Regions from separate parts of the Homo sapiens genome. Here region 2 is linked to region 1. Evidence: read pairs that join two places in POLR2A ChIA-PET (ENCODE). Cell type or tissue: PC-9. All regions are shown on one strand. Each heading gives the region's core, and the rest is flanking DNA. Links, peaks and the distances in the headings are about the cores only. Region 1 holds the start of LINC03048 (long intergenic non-protein coding RNA 3048). Region 2 holds the start of MIR3186 (microRNA 3186).

Region 1 (10,855 bases), core at 998-8,997:
TGGGGCACGGGGTGCCCAGATATTTGGTCAGCATAATTTGGGCTATTTCTTTGAGGGTGTTTCTGCATGAGATGACCCGGTGCTCTGAGTGACGCTGACTGCCCTCCCCAGTGTGGTCTGGCCCCATGCACTCAGCTGAGGAAATACTAGGATAGAATAAGAAGTCCCAGGAGTCAGAGGGCCAGCTCTCCCAGGGTCTCAAGCCTGCCAGCTTTCAGCCTGGAGTGGTGGTATCACCCTCAGGGGTCTCCAGGGTGCCAACCGTGGCTCTCGGGACTTGTCAGCCTCCATCATCACAGGAGCAGATTCCTTCTCATCGATCTTTTTCTCCAGATACAGAGATGGGTGTGTCCCCTGCTGGCTCTGGTTCTTTGGAGACCCCGGCTAACACACACCTGAGACGGAGAAGGGCTTCTGTGACCAAGGGACACAAACAGGAACCTGCCGAGCAGAGTTCCTCATCACAGCCCTTGTGTGTTTCTTTAGGGATGCCGTAACAAAGTTCCCCAGTCAGGTGGCCTAAAGCAACACCATTGCATTCTCTCACAGTCTGTAAAGCCAAGGCCTGGAATCAAGGCGTGGGCAGGATTGGCTCCTTCTGAAGGCTCTGAGGGAAAATCCTTCCGGCACCTCTCCCCAGCTTCTGGGGACAGCAGCAATGCCCCCCGGGTATCTGTGTCTAGTCTCCCTCCACCTCGCTCTTCTAAGGACACCTGTCGTTGGATTTAGGACCCACCCAACTCCAAGATAATCTTTGTAAATGTCATTAATTAATTTGTAAATGTCACCTGAGACCAAGAGTTCACGACCAGCCTGGCCAACATGGTAAAACCCCGTCTCTACTAAAAATGCAAAAATTAGCCTGGCATGGTGGTGCATGCCTGTAGTTCCAGCTACTTGGGAGCCTGAGGCAGGAGAATCGTTTGAACCCAGGAGGCAGAGTTTGCAGTGTGCTGAGATCGCGCCACTGCACTCCAGCCTGGGCAACAGAGTGAGACTCTGTCTCCAAAAAAAGAATAAATAAATAAATAACAGTCTGTAATTAAATGTCATTAATTAATGACATTTACAAAGATTATTTTTCCGAAGAAGTTCCCTTTCATAGGATCTGGGTGGACACATATTTTGGGTGCCACCATTCAACAAGCCCCAAACCAGAAATAACCCAAATGTCCATCAGTGGGAGGCTGGGTCAGCGTGCGTGGTTTATTCCTACAACGGAATATAATTCAGCAACAAAGAGGAGCCACTGATGCACGTGGCAACTCGGATGAATCTCCCAGGCATGACGCCGAACTCAAGCAGCAAGATAGGACCAAGGCCTGAGGAAGGCGAAGCTGCCAGGTGGGCCTCAGCAGCGGACCCTGGTCAGGGCTTGGAGTGCCGGTTGAAGACCCAAGGGCTGCACGAGAATCTCATGGGTGAGAACGCGTTGAGCTGCAGCCCAAAGATGGGAGCATTTATTTATTTATTTATTTATTTTTGAGATGGAGTCTTGCTCTGTCACCCAGGCTGGAGTGCAGTGGCACAATCTCGGCTCACTGCAACCTCCGCCTCCTGGGTTCAAGCAATTCTCCTGCCTCAGCCTCCTGACTAGCTGGGATTACGGGCATGTGCCACCACGGCCAGCTAATTTTTTTCACCATATTGGCCAGGCTGGTCTTGAACTCCTGACCTTGTGATCTGCCCGCCTTGGCCTCCCAAAGTACTGGATTACCGGCATGAGCCACTGCGCCAGTAAGTGGCTGATGGGAGCATTTTACCGCCTGGATGTTGTACCTTGACTGAAAAGGGAACCCCAACCAAGCCCTGAAGCTGGGGCGGGTGCAATTTGAGTTTGGGGAGGGTGGGAGCAGGTGCTGGTGGGGCTGGGGGAGTTGGGGGGGCTGGGGGAGTCGGGGGATCTGGGAGAGTCGGTGGGGCTGGGGGATTCCGGGGGCGCTGGGGGAGTCAGGCACTCACTCCACATCTCTAAGCATCAGTTTCTCCATCTGTCAAATGGGCGAGTGAGCCCCGCCTCAGATACCGCAGAGAGTGCCAAGCCAGGCAACTTCTGGGGGGCTTAACGAGCGTTCGTCTTAGTCCATCTGCCCCGTGGGCAGAGCCCACTCCACAGGGAGGGAGCCAGGCTGGCCTCGTGGCAGGAGGCTGGAAGCAGCACTTGCAGGTGTGTGCATGAGCAGGCCAGTGTGTGCTGACGCACGTGTGTGTTCACATGAGCACATGCATAAATATCTCAGGTGAAATTAACATCGGGAAGAGTCCACCAGAAATGAAATAATGCACATGGACTGGCTCAGTATTTTTTTTTTTTTCAGATGGAGTTTTGTTCTTGTTGCCCAGGCTGGAGTGCAATGGTGTGGTCTCGGCTCACCGCAGCCTCTGCCTCCCTGGTTCAAGTGATTCTCCTGCCTCGGCCACCCAAGTAGCTGGGATTACAGGTGCCCGCAATAACATCCAGCTAATTTTTTGTATTTTTAGTAGAGATGGGGTTTCTCCATGTTGGTCAGGCTGGTCTCAAACTCCTGACCTCAGGTGATCCGCCCACCTCGGCCTCCCAAAGTACTGGGATTACAGGCATGATCCACCACGCCGGGCCCTGGTCTTTTTTTTTTTTTTTTTAAGAGAGAGTTTGCTCTGTCACCCAGGCTGGAGTGTAGGTGGCACGATCTCGGCTCACTGCAGCCTCCACTTCCCAGGTTCAAGCAATTCTCCCACCTCAGCCTCCCGAGTAGCTGGGATTACAGGCGCCCACCACCATGCCTGACTAATTTTTGTATTTCAGGGTTTCACCATGTTGGCCAGGCTGATCTCGAACTCCTGACCTCAGGTGATCCACCTGCCTCGGCCTCCCAAAGTACTAGGATTACAAGTGTGAGCCACCGTGCCCTGCCAAGACTGTTTTGATGTCAGAAAAAATACTGAATGCCACAATCTGGGCTCATGGTGTGTGGGCGGCTACACATCAGGGTTCAGCATGTATGTTGAGGGGTCTGCCTTGGCCCCTCTATTCCTGGGCCCAAGCAGATGGGGTAGCAGGTGGGGAGGGGTCTCAGTTGTCTGGGTGGGCTTTCTGGCCCACCCCACTCTCCCCCTCACCCAGGATGGGGCGTCCTGCTGGGTCAGGGAGTCTCAGGGCTCCCAGGCAGTCTGAACGCTGGAACTTGGGCATCACTGCACTGGGTCCCCTCCCCAGGGTGCAGCAGGCCCTACATCATAGGGCACACCCACCCTACCTCCCCTTCAATCCCACTCAGTCAGGCCAGGCCCTGCCCAGGCCCCTTGGGGCTGCAGTTTCTCAGGGAACAGCACTGCCCAGAGCGCCTCCCCTACGGCAGCCACTGCCCACCCCGCCCTAGGCATCCCTCTCTGCGGCCCCGCAGGGGCATGAGAGTGGCAGCATGGCGGCAGGCTCCCTGTGCAGTGTGCTTCCTGCCAGGGAACTCGTCAGCCTCCTGCTGGTGTCACACATCCCTGACCCTCCCTCAGGGTCCTCCCAGGTTTCCCAGGCCCGGGGCAGGGGGCAGAGCAGCAGGAGACAGGAGTGGTGATCCACCAGGCAAGGGGCTGGGCTGGTGAAGGCATCCTCTGGGATCCCTGGCCAGGCTGGGGCCAGGAATGGGAGAGGCTCGGGGGGATGCTGGGGCAGAGCCCAGGAGCTGGAGGGGAAGCAGGCGGGGAGAGAGCAGAGCCCCGCTGAAGGGAGCCACAGTGAGCCCTGGGCACAGGTGGGACAGGCCTCGAGTCCTCCTTGGCCAGGAGACTCCCAGGAAGGATGGCACGAAGGCAGGGGTGGGCCGCCAGGAGCCTGCGGAGCCCGTCCACATCTGCCAGGCACCGCCTGTACGACAGGCCAGCTCCCAGCGTGGTTGAGGTCCCAGGTCCCTCCGGCGCCCAGCAATGCCCGGGTCCCAGACAGGACAAGTTCCTGCCTCCCTCTTACCAGCAGGACCTGCCGGGCATCTGAGCTGCCTGGGGTGTCACAGGTGAGCCAGCAGTGGCGGGTGGGAAGTGACGTGTCATGGGTGAACAGCAGTGGAGGGTGGAGCTGTTGAGCCAGTCCTGGGCGGCGTATGGCTGGATAGGAGGTGTCCCAGGCCACACTTCGAAAAGGACAAATGGACTAGGTCGCTGCCCTGGACCCATAACATGCACCTGGCTGTGCCCCCCGCTCCCCCCACACCCCGCTCCCTACCCCTCCACCCCCTGCTCCCCCCCACTCCCCACACCCACACCCCTCCGCTCCCCCCCCGCCTCCCCTCACATCCTCCCCACTAGCCCCCATCCCCCTGGCTCCCCCCCCCGCTCCCCCCACCCCCACCGCTGCCTCCCATCCTCCCGCTCCACTCCCCCGCTCCCCCCACTCTCCCATCCCCCCCGCTCTCCCCCCACTCCCACTACTCCCCACCCCCACTCCCCACCCGCCCTGCCCCAGGCAAGCCTCAGGGGTGGTGGCTGTTGACTGCAGGAGCAGAGCCAGAACAGCTGGCGGAGACCAAACCTGGTCATCCTTCACAGGCTGTGTGGCCATGGGCAAGTCACTCTACCTCTCTGGGTCCCGGTCTCCACATTTTCAGAGTGAGGGCAGTTTCTCTGTGCCCTGAAAGTGGCTGGGAGTCTAGGCCAGGTGACAGCTCAGGGCAAGTTCTCAAGGGCCCCAGAAGCATCTGGGGTGCAGGGGAGGTTCCAGGATCCCCAGTTCCCACCTTTAAATGAGGTGACTCGAGACCCTCTGAGATGAAGGGACCCTGAACGTTGATCATTTTGACCTCCCATCTCTAGGAGCATGTCCAGAGTCTGCCATTCCTTCCAGAAAGGAAAAAGGAGAACTCACATCAAGATCTCCCTTGTTTAGCCAGGGAGGTGGGAGTGGGGCCGGGGGGCAGCCAGGAAACATGAGCACGTTCGTCATGGAGGGCAGGGGCTGCACGGGCGGCCAGGCAGTGTGAGCCCATGGTCAGCACCAGCGGCGAGCTGTCATCTCCCTGTGCCTCAGTTCCCTTCCCTGTAAAACAGAACTCTGCACCGCCCCCGACCCCATGCCAAGGTGCTGGGCAAAGCTGCAAAGGTGCTGGTGCCCGGCCACCCTCAGTCAAGGCGGCAAGAACCCCTCGGTGAGTGGACGTGGCCCCACAGGGATGTAGAGGATGAGGCAGAACCCAGGGCTCCCCGAGTTCCAAGTCCACGCTCCCCTGCACACGGGCCCACCGCCGCCCTTTCCAGAGAGAAAAAGAAATTTCTGTCTAAAGTCAGTCAGAACACCCCCAGACTCCACACTGGTGACGTCCGAATCCCCCCGGACACCGGTGTGGCCTCAGTCCTTCCTCCCAGCTGGTTCGCTCAGCTCTTGCTCCCTGCCAGCCCCCAGGTCCTGGTCCTTCTGCCACAGGCTAGCAGGCACCCCACAGCCCGATGGCGGCTCAGATGGAGACTGCGGTACTGGATATCCTGGGGGTAACATCACAGCCACACCCTCCGCCAGGCTGGGGACAGCTGCCCATGGGCCGGGCCAGGCCAGTGCTGGGATTATGTCTGGGGCCACCCAACAAAAGACCACAAATGGGGCAGCTGCAAACAACAGAAGTCTATTTTCTCCGAGTCCTGGTGGCCGGAACCAAAATCAAGCTATCGGCAGGACTGTCCTCTCTCTGCAGGCTGCAGGGGAGGTTCTTCCCGCCTCTTCTGGCATTTGGTGGCCCCAGGTGTCCCGTGGACGTGGCCGTGTCATTCCCATCTCTGCCTCATCTTCACGTGGCCTCTGTCGCCTCCCTCTCAAATCTCCCCCGACCTCTGTCTTCTAAGGGCCTTTGTCTCTGGACAAAGACCCTTTTCCCAAATAAGCCTGTCGTGTTCACAGGCTCCAGGTGGACCGATCATTTGGGGGCCACCACTGTGCCCACTGCAGTGGAGTCGGGGACGGGGCCACTCATGGCCATGAGGCCACAAACGGGTGTGGGGTCTGAGAGCAGCAGGCAGGTCACCCAACACCAGACAGGAGCAAGCCCAAGCAGGGGTGGCCGAGAGAGCCGGGAGGGTGATCGGGTGAAACGCCTGCCCTCAGAGGAAGAGACGGGACATGGCCCACGGCGGGGTCTCACCTGCGGCCTCTGGTTCTCCCCGTGCTTTGGCGCCGCTCCCGCTCCATCCTGTCCCTTCACTCCCCTGTTGGAGAGGGTTTTCCCACAATGGCCTGGACATGGAGGGCTCGGGAGGTGGGTGACCTTCCCAGTGTGCCCAGCTGGAACTGGTCGACTTGGGCCCAGGTCCATGTGAGTCCCGGGCCCCGCTGCCTCCTGAGACCAAGGAGCATTTCCCTCTCTGGCGATGGGCACGGGAGCTCCTGGCAGGACGGCGACCGTCCGGTGGGCCCGGAGAGGAGGCAGCTGCTGCACCCTCGGCGCTGGCTCTCAGGGATGGCTGGGCTGTTAGGCCCGAACTAGACCTGCTGCCGCCGTGTGGAGAAGAGGTGGCCCCAGGAGCCCACTGTCTCGGGTGTGGGCCATCTCCATGCCTGTTCCTGTCCCCATCACACACCAGGCAGTCCCCACCAGCGCCCACATCCTCACCAGGGCTCTCCACGTCCCCTCCTCTGGTCCCCACCCATGTGTCAGCTCCTCACAGTTCCAAGGGGCCACCCAGCATCCCCGGGGCCCAAGCCCTTAGAGGATGTGGTCTGGGAGGGTGGGACAGACACTTCTTCCCCAAGTCTGCCTCTGATGTGTCACCCAAACCTTTAAACTTTGCACCTCAGTTTTATTTATTTATTTATTTTTATTTTTTTTGAGACAGACTCGCTCTGTCGCCCAGGCTGCAGGCTGTGGGGTGTGGCGTGATCTCAGCTCACTGCAACCTCCGCCTCCCAGGTTCAAGCGATTCTCCTGCCTCAGCCTCCTGAGTAGCTGGGATTACAGGTGTGCGGCACCACATCCAGCTAATTTTTGTATTTTTAGTAGAGATGGGGTTTCACCACGTTGGCCAGGCTGGCCTCGAACTCCTGACCTCAGGTCATACACCCGCCTTAGCCTCCCAAAGTGCTGGGATTACAGGCATGAGCCAATGCACCTGGTGGGACCTCAGGTCTATAATGATCTAAATCACCCAACAGGAGGAGGCAGCAAGACCTGGCAGCGAGGGCCAAGCAGGAAGGCCATCTGCCTGCCCCCTGCCTGTCCCCTCCCCACCCCCAGCTCTCCCAGGCACTACAGCCTGGGGCAGCCCCTCCCCCAGGGCCCCACCCTCAGCCTCCTGTGCAGGTGAGCAGGAGCGGGCAGCCTCACTGGAGCCCAGATGACGGAGCCGGAGCCCCTGCCCCACCCCACCTGCATTTGAGGGGTGGGATCTGCTTCTGGCCATGAGGGAGGACAGACCCCCACACTCTACAAAGCCTGCCCCTTGGCTGCTTGGCTGTCTGGGCCAATTCTGGTTGTCCTGAACCAGAGGCCACCAACGGGCCCCGTGGAGGCTCAGAACCAAAATCCCACATTCTCAGAGGTTCTTGGGGTCCTCAGGGTTGGGTAGTGCAGCAGCGTGCAGGCTGGGAGGGAAGCCTGGGATCAAATCCTGGCTCCCCTTCTTCCCGTTTGGTGGCCTTGACGGAGAGTGAGGGCTTCCTGGTGACTGAGCCTCGCTTTCCTCGTGTGTCCTGGGCTCGGAGAAGTCCTTTCTGGAGGAAGGAGGGTCCCTTCCTCTTGGTCAGGGCGGGAAGAAATGTGCCCCAAGGAGGGATGGCAGCGCCCACTGCGCCCCTTTCCTCCTCCCCCCACCCCGGGCTCCTCCTCTGATTCCGTTTTGGGGACTCTTTCCTGCCCCTCAGAGTCTGAGGCTTCTAGGCCTGCGCTGTTCATACCTTGACCCCACCCCAGCCCCCATGTTCGCAAGCCTGTGTCCCCTGGAGCCTCTTGTCACAGAGGACCCTCTCCTGTGGAGTCCCAGGGCTCCACTCGCCCCCATGGGGTTTCCAGCTTGCAGCCTGGGGTCCTGGGACGGGTGCAGGGAGGCAAGTGGCCCCCAGCCCACGGAGCCCCATCATGCAGAAAATTCGGCAAAACCCAGCTTCCTCCGAGTGAGGCGGCTGTCCCAGGGCAAGCTCGGGGAGGGCACTGTTGCCCCGCTGTCCCTTGGCCACGGCAGGGTTAGGCTGTAGCATGGGCAAGACTCAGGGACACAGAAATCGGAAGGGGAGTCTAAAAGGGGGTCCAGCCCTGCCCAGCAGCCTCACCACCTGGTGGCATCACCCCCACGCTGGGCGAGCTGCCCCCTCTCCAGGGCAGGGCTCCAAACCGCTCTGGGGGAAGCTGGCCTCAGCTGGGTGTCGGGGGGCCTGGGCCCATTTGCCTGGACGCTGCGGGCACCCTGCCCCTCTGGCTCCCCGGGGTCCTGGGCCTCTCGCGGGCAGGAATGCCATCTGTGCCATCTGACCAGGGCTCCCCTCACTGTGCACCCTGGCGTTTTGGGGCGTGGGAAGGCGTTCAAGGCTGGTTTCTGTTTCCCCGTCAAGCCCTGAGTGGAGTGCGACCGGAGGCTGGCCAGTGGCTCCCCGGGCACCTAGGGGAGGCTGGGGGCAAACTGAGGCAGTCTAGAGCCTACAATCACTCCAGGGGCCTGTGGGGCAGGGACAGGGCTGAGGGGACCTGGCACCCTGTGGGTTCCCCAGCAGTGTGGCTGGGGACATGGGGACAGAGCCCACCTTGCAGCCTCTGATCTCTGGGCCTGGACATTTGTTTGGAGTAGTGTTCACTGGTTTGTTTTGTTTTCTTTTTTTTGAGACAGAGTCTCTCTCTGTTGCCCAGGCTGGAGTGCAGTGGCGCGATCTCAGCTCACTGCAAGCTCCGCCTCCTGGGTTCGAGCGATTCTCGTGCCTCAGCCTCCCAAGTAGCTGGGGCTACAGGTGCCCACCACCACGCCTGGCTAATTTTTGTATTCTTAGTAGAGACGGGGTTTCACCAAGTTGGCCAGGCTGGTCTTGGACTCCTGGCCTCAGGTGATCCACCCGCCTCAGCCTCCCAAAGTGCTGGGATTACAGGTGTGAACCACCACGCCTGGCCTGTTTTGTTTTCTGATTGCAAAATGAATACATTTCAAAAGGGAAATTTGAAAAATATAAAAAATCCTTAAAAAGAGAATAAAACCCACCCATCAACCCATCATGCTATACCCAGGAACACTACCTCCAGCTTCCAGGACCCCCAACCTCAGCCAAGGGTCTCCACATACTTCTCTCTTCTGTAATTGGGTCTTCCCGCGGAGGCTGGGGCCTGGGCGGATGGATGCCCAGGGTGGGGGCTACCTCCTCTGGACTGCCGAGACCTCCCCAGCAATGAGGTGCCAGACCAGGACCGGGGTGAACTCACCATGAGCTTCTGTTGCCGTCTGGGCCTGGGCTGGGAGCAGGAATCTCTGGGGAAGGCCAAGCATGTTTCAGAGTCATCGGGATCAGGGCCACCCTCTCCCTCCCCCAGTGTCTGCAGCCATTTTCATAGGAAAAAAACTGGGTTTAACAAAGCTGTTCCAGACCTCCTGACCTGAAACTGATTTCTACCCTTCCGTGTGGCCCTAAGGCTCCCAGGCACGAGGCGCATAGCTAGGGGAAGACAGTGCCTCTGACACCCATTTAAGAGTTAACTGAGGCCAAAAAGCCGCTCTGCACGCCCCTCTTGTTCAGAGGCCCACTGATCCCCTGGTCCCGTGGTCACCACGGGGTATGGGTGCAGACAAAGCCGTGTTCATGGAAGCTCCGGGCCTGATGACAGTGGCACAAGGACCCCATTCTCTGCTGTCTCCAGCTGCATCCCCTCCCCCAGCCGGCCTGACATCAGAGACAGCGGGTCAGACATCCCGGGATCCCCCACTCCCACCCCAGGGCGCAGGCTCAGCTGCTGGGGCTCAGGGAAATGCACAAGAGGGCCTGTGCTGGGGAGACAGGGCGTGGATGAACTGCCTGAGTGGTGCAGACAGCTGCAGCTTGGCCCAGCAAGTCTTCAGTGGGAAGCTGCCTGCATTTTTACAACTGATTTTTGAACCTGAAAGTGGAGGTTCACATCCAGCCTGTTCAACGTAATCTTGTTGGTTCCAGTCCAACGTGACCTTTTGGAATCTGGTTTCCAGACTCTTGCCATATATTAGCAGTTCCTCCCGGCTGCAGGCTGCGATCTGCCTTGCTGGGGCCTCATCCCAGAGAAACAGGCTGGCCGGGAGCATTCGGAGGGGCTTCCCAGGAAGAGCTGGACCCTGACACATCTTTCCGTGGGTGCTGTGGCCAAGACGCCCAATGGCTGGTCATGAGGCCCATTTTGTTCTGCTCCTGGTCTACAAGGCAGAAGTCGGGACGCATCATGTCTGCCCCAGCCAGGAGTCTTAGGGTTGTCCCAGGCCCAAAAGTCAGCCAACCCTAGTACTAGTTTTCCAGAAGAATCCAGAGCCTACGCACCCAGGCCCTCAGTGTGAACAAGGGCACGTTATTTGCTCTCACAGTCTCCTTCTGCTCATCTGTAAAATGGGCATGGCCACCATGCCCTCTGTGTCCCAGGCTGTCTAGAGGGTTGAGCAGGCAGGGTAGGATCTGGTACCCACCATGCCCCCGATGCCCACGCAGGCCAGAGAGGGGAGAAATGGAGTTGGCTGAGGCCTGGCCCTCCAATGCCCTCTCTGGGCTCTGAACCAGGGCTCCGTCCGTCCCCTGGGGCTGCCTCCCGCAGGCCAGGGCTCCTTTATCCTCCCCGTTGAGCACCTGGGGCGCGGGGATGACAGCCTCATTTCCCCAAGCAGCCCCCACAGGGCTCCCTGGATTCCTCTCTGACAAGCACATGCGCCGGCTCTGGTCTTGGCTCCGTGTGCCCCAGCACGACAGAACAAGTGC
Region 2 (10,855 bases), core at 1,515-9,514, 67 kb after region 1:
CTCACCTCCTGCCTCCTCAACACCAAGGTGCTCAACGGCGAGATGGGCAGGGCTGCGCTAGCCAGCTGTGCAGGGGGCATGCTGGGGCGGCCTGGCACGGGGGTGGTGACCTCCGGGCGCTGTGCAAAGGAGGCAGCAGGCCCCCCGGAGCCCGGGCCGGCCTTCAGCGAGTGCCTGGAGCGGCGGCAGATGCTACACCACACCGCATCCTACGCCGGGCCACCCCCGCCCCTCAGCACAGCCGCCGGCTCCTTCCCCTGCCTGCAGCTGCACGGGGGCCCTGACGGGCTCTGCCCGCTGCAGGACAAAGCCCCCCGGGACCTAAAGGCCAGCGGGCCCACCTTCGTGCCTTCTGTGGGACACCTGGCCGACAAGGGCCGCCCCTTCCAGGCCGCCGAGGCCTGTGCCGTGGCAGGGGAGGGCAAGGACCGGCACCTGGAGGGAACCATGGCCCCCGACCACGCTGCACCCTATGGAGTCTCCTATGCCCACCTGAAGGCCGAGGGCAAGGGCGAGCGGCGGCCTGGGGGCTTTGAGGCGGCCCTCAACCCCCGGCTAAAGGGCCTCGACTATCTCAGCAGCGCAGGCCCCGAGGCCTCCTTCCCCGGACTCCCTAAAAGCGGTCTGGACAAAAGCGGCTACTTCGAGTTGCCCACCTCTTCACAGGACTGTGCCCGGCCTGGTCACCAGGACCCGCTGGGCGGGAAGGCCCCCCAGGCCTGCTGCACTTTAGATAAGACTGTTGGCAAGGAAGCCCCGGCCGGCCCCCCAGGGGCACAGAAGGTGGCCCGCATCAGGCACCAGCAGCACTTGATGGCCGCCGAGGTGGAGCAGGGGGGCATTGGGGCTGAGGCCAAGCGCAAGTCCCTGGAGCTGGCATCCCTGGGCTACAGTGGGCCCCACCTGCCCCCATGGGGTGTCCAGGCAGGCCAGGGCACCGCCATGGCCATCAGCGAGGAGCGCAAGGCTGGCGCCTACCTGGACCCCTTTGGCAGTGGCCTGCAGCAGGCGGCTCTTCTGCCCCAGGAACTGCCTGCGCCGCCGGACGAGGTCTCAGCCATGAAGAACCTGCTCAAATACAGCAGCCAGGCCCTGGTGGTGGGCCAGAAAGCACCCTTGGTGGGCCTGGGTGGCCTCAAGGCCAGCTGCATCCAGCAGGAAGCAAAGTTCCTGTCCTCTAAGGGCCCAGGCCAGTCGGAGAGGCCGGACTGTGCCCGCAGCAGGGAGCACGACACCACGCACGGCGACGGGGAGGTGCGGCAGCCCCCTGTGGGCATTGCAGTGGCCTTGGCCCGGCAGAAGGACACAGTGAGCCGGTCTGAGGCAGCCTACGGCACCAACACTGCGCGGCAGGGCCGGGCCGCCCCCGCCTTCAAAGGTACAGGCCCTGCACAGAGAGGGAGGCAGGCCGGGACAGTCTAGGGGGCCCAGCTGGCCCTGCCCTGCGCCCCGGCTCCCCAGCTCCCACACCTGCCCTTGGCAGACCCTCCGAGGCCCCAGGACCAGGGGATCCTCCTCAGTGCATCAGGCCCCCCAGCTCGAAGCGGGGTCACTGCTTGCCTTAGCTGGTGGCTCCCTGGCCGCCCCAACCCTCTCCCGTCTGCTGTCTCGACCCTGTGCAGGTGGCGGTGGGCCCCGTTCCACACACGCGCTGGACCTGGAGGCTGAGGAGGAGAGGACGAGGCTATGTGATGACCGCCTGGGGCTTGCCAGCCGCGAGCTGCTGCTGCAGTGAGAGCTGGGCCTGTGGCCCTGGAGAGTGGGGCTAGGCCTGGGCTTGGGGCTCCCCACTCAGAGCCACGTGGAGAAAGAGGGGTGGTCATGGCTGGGGCAGCAGATTCTATGGCCGGCCGTGGGTGGGGTTCTCCCCACCCCTAGAGCCTTTCTGGAGTCTCACCCGGGGTTGGGGGTCTCAGTTAACCCCTTGCAGCGGTCAGGTTACCCACTTTCAGGGGCCAGGAGATGGCCCCCAGTCAGCCCTGCAGAGCACTGAGGCTGGAGCCTGGGGTTTTCCCTGAGCCTCCAGGTCCCGTTCTCCCTCCCAGGTTGATGGCAGGGGGTGGGACAGGGAGTCAGGCATTGGCACCGTTGGTGGGGCTGAGCCCCAGGTCTTACAGAGACAACAAAGGGCCGGGGGTGGGATGGGGAGCTGGGCCTTGGCGCCGGCGGCAGGGCTGAGCCCCAGGTCTTACAGGGACAGCAAAGACCGCGTAGAGTTCGCCCGGATCCACCCACCGAGCAGCTGCCCTGGGGACCTGGCCCCCCACCTCATGATGCAGAGCGGCCAGCTGGGCGGGGACCCAGCCCCCCACACCCACCCCCATCCCCCCTGGCTGCCCCGCACCCGCAGCCCCTCCCTGTGGATGGGGGGGCACTCCTACGGTCAGTGATCCAAGGGCGGGGGCTGGCCTGGGGCTGATGAGGGTTCCCTCCTGGTCCCCGAGAGTGCGAGGCCTGACCACTGTGCCCTCTGCCTCCCAGGCCTGGGGCACCCTGCCCTGCACCAGAACCTGCCCCCCGGCTTCCCCGCCTCCGTGGCTGGCCCTGTGCCCTCTGTCTTCCCCCTCCCACAGGACGCCCCCACACAGCTGGTCATCCTGCCCTCAGAGCCCACACCCCACAGCGCCCCCCACGCACTTGGTAAGGGCCCCTGGTCCAGGCTGCTGTACTTGGGGGGTGCTGTTGGAAGGAGGGGCAGCCGGGGGTGTGCTGGCCAGGGCTCAGGAGGGAGCGGTGGGCTTGGTGGGCTGAGGAAAGGGTGGCGGGGAAGCAGCCCCGGAGCTGTCCCCTCCCCAGCCAGGCTGACCCCTCCTGGGCCCTGCCCACAGCGGATGTCATGGACCAGGCGTCACTGTGGCCCCCCATGTACGGGGGCCGGGGCCCCGCCTCTCACATGCAGCACCCGGGCCAGCTCCCTGTGTACTCGAGGCCGCAGCTCCTCCGGCAGCAGGAGCTCTATGCTTTGCAGCAGCAGAGGGCCGCCCAGTTCCAGGTACCGCCCCTAGCCACGCTCACCTGGGCCGGGCACTTCTCCCCAACCCTGCCTGGCCGGACCTGGCTCCAGGAGACCCCTGCATGCCTGGCCTCTGGCAGGATGAACCCAAGCAGGGGGCCCACTGGGGTCAGGGGATCCTGAGCCTGACCGAGCTTGCCCCCATCCCTGACAGCGGAAGCCCGAAGACCAGCACCTGGATCTGGAGGAGCCCGCCCAGGAGAAGGCCCCAAAGTCCACCCACAAGCCAGTTGCCTTAACCCCCACGGCCCCGGGCGCCCCCTCACCCGCTGCAGGCCCCACCAAGCTGCCACCTTGCTGCCATCCGCCCGACCCAAAGCCCCCCGCCAGCTCCCCCACCCCACCACCTCGGCCCAGCGCCCCGTGCACTTTAAATGTCTGCCCTGCCAGCAGCCCCGGGCCTGGCTCCCGGGTGCGCAGCGCCGAGGAAAAGAATGGGGAGGGTCAGCAGTCCACGGCCGACATCATCACATCCGAACCAGGTGAGAGTAGCCGCCTGGCCCGGCCCACTGTGCTCCGCTCCAAGCCCTCCCACCCCTGCCCGGCAGGGCTGCGCTGAATCCGGGCTGCCTGCAGGGAGGCGCCACACCTGCCCAGACCCAGGGCAGCATGGCTGTTCCCTTCCTCTCTCTTCCCTCTTCCCAGTCCTCCCAATGACCTTGGGAGAAGCACACAGTGCCCCAGCCGCCCCCTTCCTGGCCGTGGGCTGACGAAGGCGGGAGGAAGACGGGGTCCCGCTGGCTGTCGTAGGGGCCCTCCAGCAATGAAGGCGGGGCCTGCTGGTGGTGGTACTGGCACCCTGGGGGCACTGGGCATGGGACTTGACCAGGCTGCCATTCAGGGTCTCAGCAAAGCTGGGAGAGGGAGGGGCAGCGAGGCGGGGTGCCTGGGTGGGGGGGTCTCGGGCCTGGCCTCGGCCCCTGCCACCCGCCCATCCACTCCCCACCAGCCTATTTGATTCTCTCTGAGTGGGACTGAGAGGTCACACTGGAAACCGTGTGGCGAACATAAAACCCGTCCTAGTTTCACAGTCAGGAGATGGAGCTAGCAGAGGGTTTTTCCGTTTTTTTCCCTTCGTTTTTTTTTTCTTTTTTTTGCAGTTAATGGGACATGATGCCTCTGACATGCTGCCGGCTTGTTCTGGTTCAGGGAAAACCCTGATTAAAGCATCATGTTTTACAAATTCCCCCTTTTCTGGTTACCCACAGCATACCATGCCAGAGATGGCTCCTGAGGCCACCCCCAGCCCCGGCAGCCAGGGTTGTTGGGGGGAGCTTCAAGGCCACTCTTTAGGGGAATGAGGGCCTGGCCTCAGGCTGCTCACACCTTTTTTTTTTTTTTTTTTTTTTTTTTTTTTTTTTTTTTGAGACAGGGTATCTCCCTATGTCGCCCAGTCTGGAGTGCAGTGACGCGAACATGGTTCACTGCAGCCTCGGCCTCCTGGGCTCAAGCCATCCTCCCACCTCAGCCTCCTGTGTAGCTTGGACCACAGGCATGCACCACCACGCCCAGCTCATTGTTCTTTAATTTTTTTGTAGTGGCACGTGCTCACTCTGTTGCCCACGCTGGTCTCGAATTCCTGGCCTCAAATGATCCATCCACCTCAGCCTCCCAAAGTTTTGGGATTACAGGTGTGAGCTACTGCACCCAGCCAGGTTGCCCCCTTAATTAACGTAACCCTTTCCCCGCCACCAGTCTTGCAGACCTGCAGCTAGCCCAGGGCCCTTCCGCACGGGCTTGGGTCTGAGGGTTCGAGGCCACTGTCCTCCGTCCTATCGCAGGACACCCCCTCACCACCACTCCCAGCTCCCTGCTGACCTGTCCCCTCCTTTGCAGACCTGCCTCCCGGATACCTGCGCCCCATGGCTGGCCTGGGCTTCTCCCTACCCTCAGACGTGCACTCTTCTAACCTCGAGGACCCTGAAACTATGCAAACCACCGCCCCGGGGGCCCAGCCTGAGCCCACAAGGACATTCCTGCCTGGGGAGCCGCCTCCCTGCAGCCCCAGGAGCCTGGAGGAGCCCGGGCTGCTCTCAGGGGCCAGGGAGGCCACCCAGGACCTTGCCGCCACCCCCTACCCTACCGAGCGGGGACCCCAGGGGAAGGCAGCGGACCCCAGCCCACTAGAGGGGCTACAAGAACTGCAATGTGCGGCCCTCCTGGAGGCAGGGGGCCCCGAGGCCACCGGCCAGGCTCATTCTACTCAGGGAGGGGCACGAGAAGAGAGGAGCAGGGAGGAGGGGGAGCAGGGGCCCTCGTCAGGGGCCTCCTCCCAAGTCCTGGAGCAGCGAGCAGGGAGTCCGGGTGCCCTTGAGGACGAGGGGGAGCAGCCGGCCCCTGAGGAGGACGAGCTGGAGGAAGACGAGCTGGGGCAGCAGAGCATGGAGGACTCAGAGGAGGACTGTGGCGGAGCTCCCGACAACAGCCACCCACCCAGGGCGCTACCAGGCCTGGATGCCTTGGTGGCCGCCACCATCAACCTGGGGGACCTGCCCAGCGACAGCCCACCGGACCCTCAGCCCCCAGCGGCCTCTGGGCCCCCCAGCACAGTCCCCCTGCCTCATAGCTCAGGGATTCATGGGATCGCTCTGCTCAGCGAGCTGGCTGACCTGGCAATCCAGCGGCAGAGGAGTGAGAGGACTGTGCCAGGTAAGCCCGGTGGTTGCCGCCACCCCCCAGAGTCCCAGCAGTGGGACCCACACGCCTGCCTCAGGGTCACCTGGCCAGACGGCAGCCTTGGGCCCCGCTCAGTTGTCCCCAAAGTGTGGTAGGTCCCCTGGAGAGTGTCCGCCTCCCCTTGCCGTCCCTCGTCCATGGAAGTCCGAGGCAGGTGTGCCATCTCCGAATCTCTCCGTCCCAGGTGGGGCCCTGGGAGCAGGACTAACCTCCATGGTGGTCTCAGAGGAAGGGCCTCTCGGGCAGCACCTCCTGTTGGAAGTGGCTGAACAGGGGCTCGCGTCCTGGCAAGGGGAGAGGAGAGCCTGCCGCCTGCCTCCTGCTCTGCCAGGCCTCCACCTCCTCAGCCTCCACGGCTGCTACCCTGGCCTGGGGGGTCCAGTTCAGGAACCGTCGGCTCCCCGCTTCAGGCCCAGGGGAGGGGGCAGGAGGCTGGGGCTCCTGCTGCAGGGAGGCCTATGGGACTGGGAGCTCCTGGGCTCTTCCGCCCACCCAGGGGCCCCAAGGACAGCCGGACAACAGTGGGCGGGTCCAGAGCACCTGGGACACCCGAGGGCCAGGTGTCTGCTTCGTCCACCCTGGGCCTTGGTCCGGGCACTCCCTGCGGTCCAGTGCTCCCGGGAAAGCGCCCGCTTCCTGCCGTCTTCCCTGTGGGCCCCAGAGAAAGCCCCGGGGTGGAGGGCGTCCCCCAGCCGGGCACGGCGCCGTGGTTGTTGATAGCACGAAGCTGACAGTCTTCAGGGCTCGGCCGCTGCTTTCTGGATGCATAAAGCTCACCACCGCGATGAAGAGAATGTTCTCGAACAGTGCATTTCCCCAGGGGCCCGTGGTCACCCTGTGCTGGATGAGGCTGCTGGCCCGCACGCGGCAGGGGTGGTTCCGCAGTGCTGGGAGCTGCCTGCCCTCGGGGGTATCTGGCCCAGAGTCCCTGCTTCTGGGTGGGGCTGTGCAGAGGGTTTGAGGAAGCTTGGAGTCCTACCAGGGTGGGCTCCACCTGGACCCCCCAGAGGCCCTCCCTTGGGCCTCCAGCTGGCAATATATGAGAAGTTAGATAGGGCGAGGTGGAGGCACCTTGGGGCAGGGCCTGAGCTGCCAGGGACCCGCCGTGGGAGGGTCTCAGGGACCCTCACCTGGCAGCATGAGGAGGCGTCAGTAGATAGCAGGTCCCGTGTGTATGGCCAGAGTGGCCGGTCTGCCTGTGTGAATGCCTGCAGGACAGGAGCCCGTTCACTGCATGAATACTCATGTGTAGACCACGTGTCCCGGGTGGTGGGCCATGTGGCTTAACCCAGCATGGATGTCGTCACACTCCGGCCAGGCCAGGTGTCCCAATCCCCAGGGTGTGCAGAAGTGGAGTCAGGGCCAGCTCTGCCCTCCGGGTCTCCACCTCATGGTCCCCCCCTGGGCCCCCACCCCTGCCCCTGCCCTCCCCTTGTCCCCGTTAATGGGCAGGTCTCTGCAGCTGCTGGGCTCAGAGCTGATCCCTACAAGTGTAGCGATCACTTCAATTGAAATTAATTAGGAGGTTGGTTTTGTCCTGTGCCAGACAGCAAGATTTGCAGAGGGGGAAGTGGAGAAAAAGCCCCCACCATCGGGGCCGGGCAAGCATAGAGCCCCCAGGACTGGCAGAACCATCTGGGTGAGGCCACGTGGGAGCCACACGCCTGTAGCCTGCAAGGGCAGGGGAGGCACAGAGGGGCTTCTGGCCAACTGCAGTGACCCCAGGAGACCTGGGGCCTTCAGTGGAAGGGGCCTGCAGATGTGCCTCCCCGGCTGCTGATGGCAGCAGCTGCTCAGCCCACCCCCCCTCGGCCCTCTCTCCCCCTCCCATTCCCTGCGGATCCTGGACCCAGCAGCCTGAGTGTTCCCTTGGTCCCCATCAGATCTGTGGTCTCGGTCCAGAGCTTTGCACCCCAGCATCTGCCCCTCCGAGCACCTCCTGGCTTCTTAGTAATGACTTCTGGGGATGGATCAACCCTTGGTCTGGGCTTGTGGCCCCCTGGCCCTCCCCATACTTGAGGAGGGAAGCAGCCACGCACCATGGAGTGCCCCAGCCTGGGCGCTCAGGTCAGTGCCTTTGGTGGAATCTCAGGTGCGTGCCCCAGCTGTCAGGCGCTGATTTGTCCCATCGTGGATGGGGTTCTCCCGCACTCCTGCTTCTGGCTGAGATGAGCCATATCTCTGGGGAGCCCCGGTCCGTTAAGTGGAGCGTGGGGTTCTGAGGCAGAGACTAGGTTTGGGGTGCTCGTTGCTGTGAGGTTATCGTTGCTCCTGGGCTTTCCCAGGGGATACCAGCACCTCTACTCACCCCACAGGGGTTCCGCAGTTCTCCTGCCTTCCTGGCCATCACCACCCACCCCCACCGCAAGGTGTCTGGCTCCTGTCTCCTGCTGGATGTCCTTGTGGGATCAGCCCATGGGGACCCCGTTCCTGGTCTCTGTGGTCAGCCCTCAGGGCTGGCTTCCCCTACTCAGGCCCTGAGTCCCCAACCTGGGCCCGACCCTGCATGGACGCCAGCCTCTGCTGGCCCATGCTCTGACCCCAAGATGGGCCATCCCTTCCCCAGGCCACTGCCTGGGCTGTTGGGCTGCCGCTGTTCCTGCGGTCACTGTGAGGGTAGCTCCCCTGTCCCTGCCCCCAGGTTGAGGTCCCAGAGGATGCGGCCCTGGCAGCCCCTTCCTCCTGACCTGTGTTCAGCCCATGGCCCTCCTGCCTGCCCCAGGGCTGGAGCGTGCTGGAAAGGGCTTGGCAGAGCCCAGCACTGTGTTCAGAGACCGGGCAGGGGCAGGGATTTGGTGCTCTGAGGGAGGATGGAGGAATGGTGGCTGCTCCTCTGAGAAGGGTCACAGCAGATGAGACTGCATCCAGAAACCCCTGCCCGCTGCCCTCCTCACAAGGAATCGAGGGCCTGGGGTCCCAGCTACCCAGGAAGCTGAGGTGGGAGGGTACTGGAGCCCAGGAGTTCGAGGTTGCAGTGAGCCGTGATGGAGCCACCACACTCCAGCCCAGGCAATAAAGCGAGACCCTGTCTCAAATTTAAAGGTATCGAGGGGACTTGTCCCCTCCCTCTGCACTGACCACTGGCCTCCCTGCAGCCATTGCTCTTTAGGTGTCCACACAGGCGAGTGGACGGAAGGACTGATGGGCAGATGGACAGGCAATGGCAGGTCTTAGCTGCTGGGGGACGCCAGCCTCCACCACCTGGATGGAGTGATGCCCAGGTGCTGAAGCCCCTGGTTCCAAAGCCATCTCTCCGCGTGACTTTGAACTTGGTTGAAGCCACGTAGACAGACGCCTGTTGGAACCGCAGGCTTGAGCCACAGCATTCAACTCGGTTGAACTTCAGCAGCTTCCGTGCACGAGGCCTCAGTGGGCTCTCGTAGCACTGCCTGTGTCTCTGAGGGCCCCAGAGTATCCCTTCCCAGGGCTGCCGTTCGAAGCAGGGCCCCCCCGGTGGGGGGACACACAGGCGTTTCTGTTAGAAGCTGTAACGAGCAGATTGCTTTTACTTCGATGCTTTGGGGCCTGTCTTGCTCTGTGACACAGAGGACCCTGCCCCGTGGGTCCTCCCAGCTGGCCCTGCCTTACCACCAAGGGAGTGTCTCCCCAGCATGCAGCAAAACAGGGGTGCTGGGTGTCAGCCCTGGTGCCCACCTCACTCTTCCCGGTCTCCTGACCCTCATCCCGGTCTTCAAGGCTGGGTGGCTTCAGGGGGCCAGGGCTGACATCAAGAGCCTGTGAGGGGCAGTGTGTGCCCAGTTATGCCCATGCTGACCTTCCCATGCCGCACAGAGGAGGAAGAGGACGTGCTAGCCTTCAACCTGCAGCACCTGGCCACGCTGGCCACAGCCTGGTCCCTGGTGGAGGCCGCTGGCCTGGACAGCTCCACTGCCCCAGCGCAGCCGCCCACAGCCAACCCCTGCAGCGGCCCCAGGCTCACCCCCCGCATGCAGATCCTGCAGCGCAAGGACACCTGGACCCCCAAGACCAAGCCTGTGAGTGGAGGTCCCAGTGCCCACGTCGCCCAGTGCGTTGCCACAGAGCCCCAGCCTGGGCCCTGGCCCGGCTCACAGGCCCCTGTGCCCCCCCCACCAGGTGTGCCCCCTGAAGGCCGCCATCGACCGGCTGGACACGCAGGAGGTGGGGATGCGCGTGCGGCTGGCGGAGCTGCAGCGGCGCTACAAGGAGAAGCAGCGGGAGCTGGCCCGCCTGCAGCGCAAGCACGACCATGAGTACGCCTGGCGTGGCGGGGGGGCCTGGGAGGGTCGCAGCACCCCCACCCCCGGGAGGCGCCCACAGTGCTGGGGCCGATGTGGGAACAGGCCAGGATTGGGCTCTGCCCCCTACCTGTGGGCAGACACCAGGGTCCATCGGGGAGGCCCCCCAGAGGCAGTGGGGCCCAAGGAGGGAGGCATTCGGCCAGCAGCGAGACCAAGTGGCAGGGCCAGGGGTCTGTGGAAGAGCCGCTTGTCAGAGCCTGGTGTGGCAGGAGGCTGGCCGCAGGGTGGCGGGTGAGGGGACAGTGGCAGAAGGGGGAGTAGGGAGGACTGGGGGTGCTGTGGGGCCAGGGCAGAAGTTGGGGGATTCTCTGGGGGAGGGGACACCCCGCAGTTGCAACAAGGGCAGGGGCACCACCTGACCAGTGTGTGTGGATGGTAGGAGGTGGGGGCGGCGGGGGCCCCTGGCTGGCCTTGCCCTCTGCGTGAGGGGTCAGGCTCCCCAGGCCGAGTCTGGGCCGCATCTTTCCCCACACCCAGTAGCCCTCGAAGGCCAATGCCCTCGGCTGGAACCTTGTCGGGGAGCTGGGTTGTGCATGAGCCTCTGACCATCCCCCCTGCGGCCCCCAGGAGAGACGAGAGTTCACGGAGCCCTGCACGGCGGGGGCCTGGCCGGCCGAGGAAGCGCAAACACTCAAGCTCGCTGCCTGCCCCACGTCCCACGGGGCCGCTCCCCAGGAGCGATGGCAAGAAAGTCAAGTGAGTCCTGGGCACTGGCATGGCAGGGCGCGTGTGGCCGGCCCTGGGCCCTCGAGGCTGGGGAGCAGGGTCCAGGCTCCCCTGAGGCTTCCAGGCTGCTGGTGCCCCTTCACACCTACTCTGAAGGCCTGGCCCTGCCCTTCCTAGACCATCGAGAGTGACCAGCAGACAGAGCCCTGCTCCAGACAGG

What was found. Peaks named below come from ENCODE experiments on the same cell type or tissue, not always from the same donor. Only the 100,000 strongest peaks of a DNase experiment are listed, where the experiment ranks them.
Region 2: POLR2A ChIA-PET joins it to region 1 with 12 read pairs; 2 of 35 experiments call an interaction of 5 or more read pairs at or near these places.

Annotation. Positions count from the first base shown.
Region 1 is chr17:81,375,779-81,386,633 of GRCh38, forward strand. LINC03048 (long intergenic non-protein coding RNA 3048) reads right to left here and starts at 9,604. Exons shown (of 4, transcript NR_164137.1): 1 at 9,351-9,604; 2 at 4,707-4,806; 3 at 3,944-4,103; 4 at 1-395. RefSeq lists enhancers at 3,107-3,706, 3,707-4,306, 10,212-10,780. In PC-9, for the core only: no CTCF peak of the experiment used is centred there; a DNase peak (open chromatin) is centred at 4,003; H3K4me3 peaks cover 529 bases.
Region 2 is chr17:81,442,187-81,453,041 of GRCh38, forward strand. It overlaps BAHCC1 (BAH domain and coiled-coil containing 1), which reads left to right. Exons shown (of 28, transcript NM_001377448.1): 5 at 1-1,378; 6 at 1,623-1,731; 7 at 2,195-2,382; 8 at 2,482-2,640; 9 at 2,829-2,992; 10 at 3,168-3,495; 11 at 4,850-5,662; 12 at 9,482-9,684; 13 at 9,785-9,921; 14 at 10,537-10,665. MIR3186 (microRNA 3186) reads right to left here and starts at 9,002; the gene lies at 8,918-9,002. In PC-9, for the core only: no CTCF peak of the experiment used is centred there; no DNase peak of the experiment used is centred there.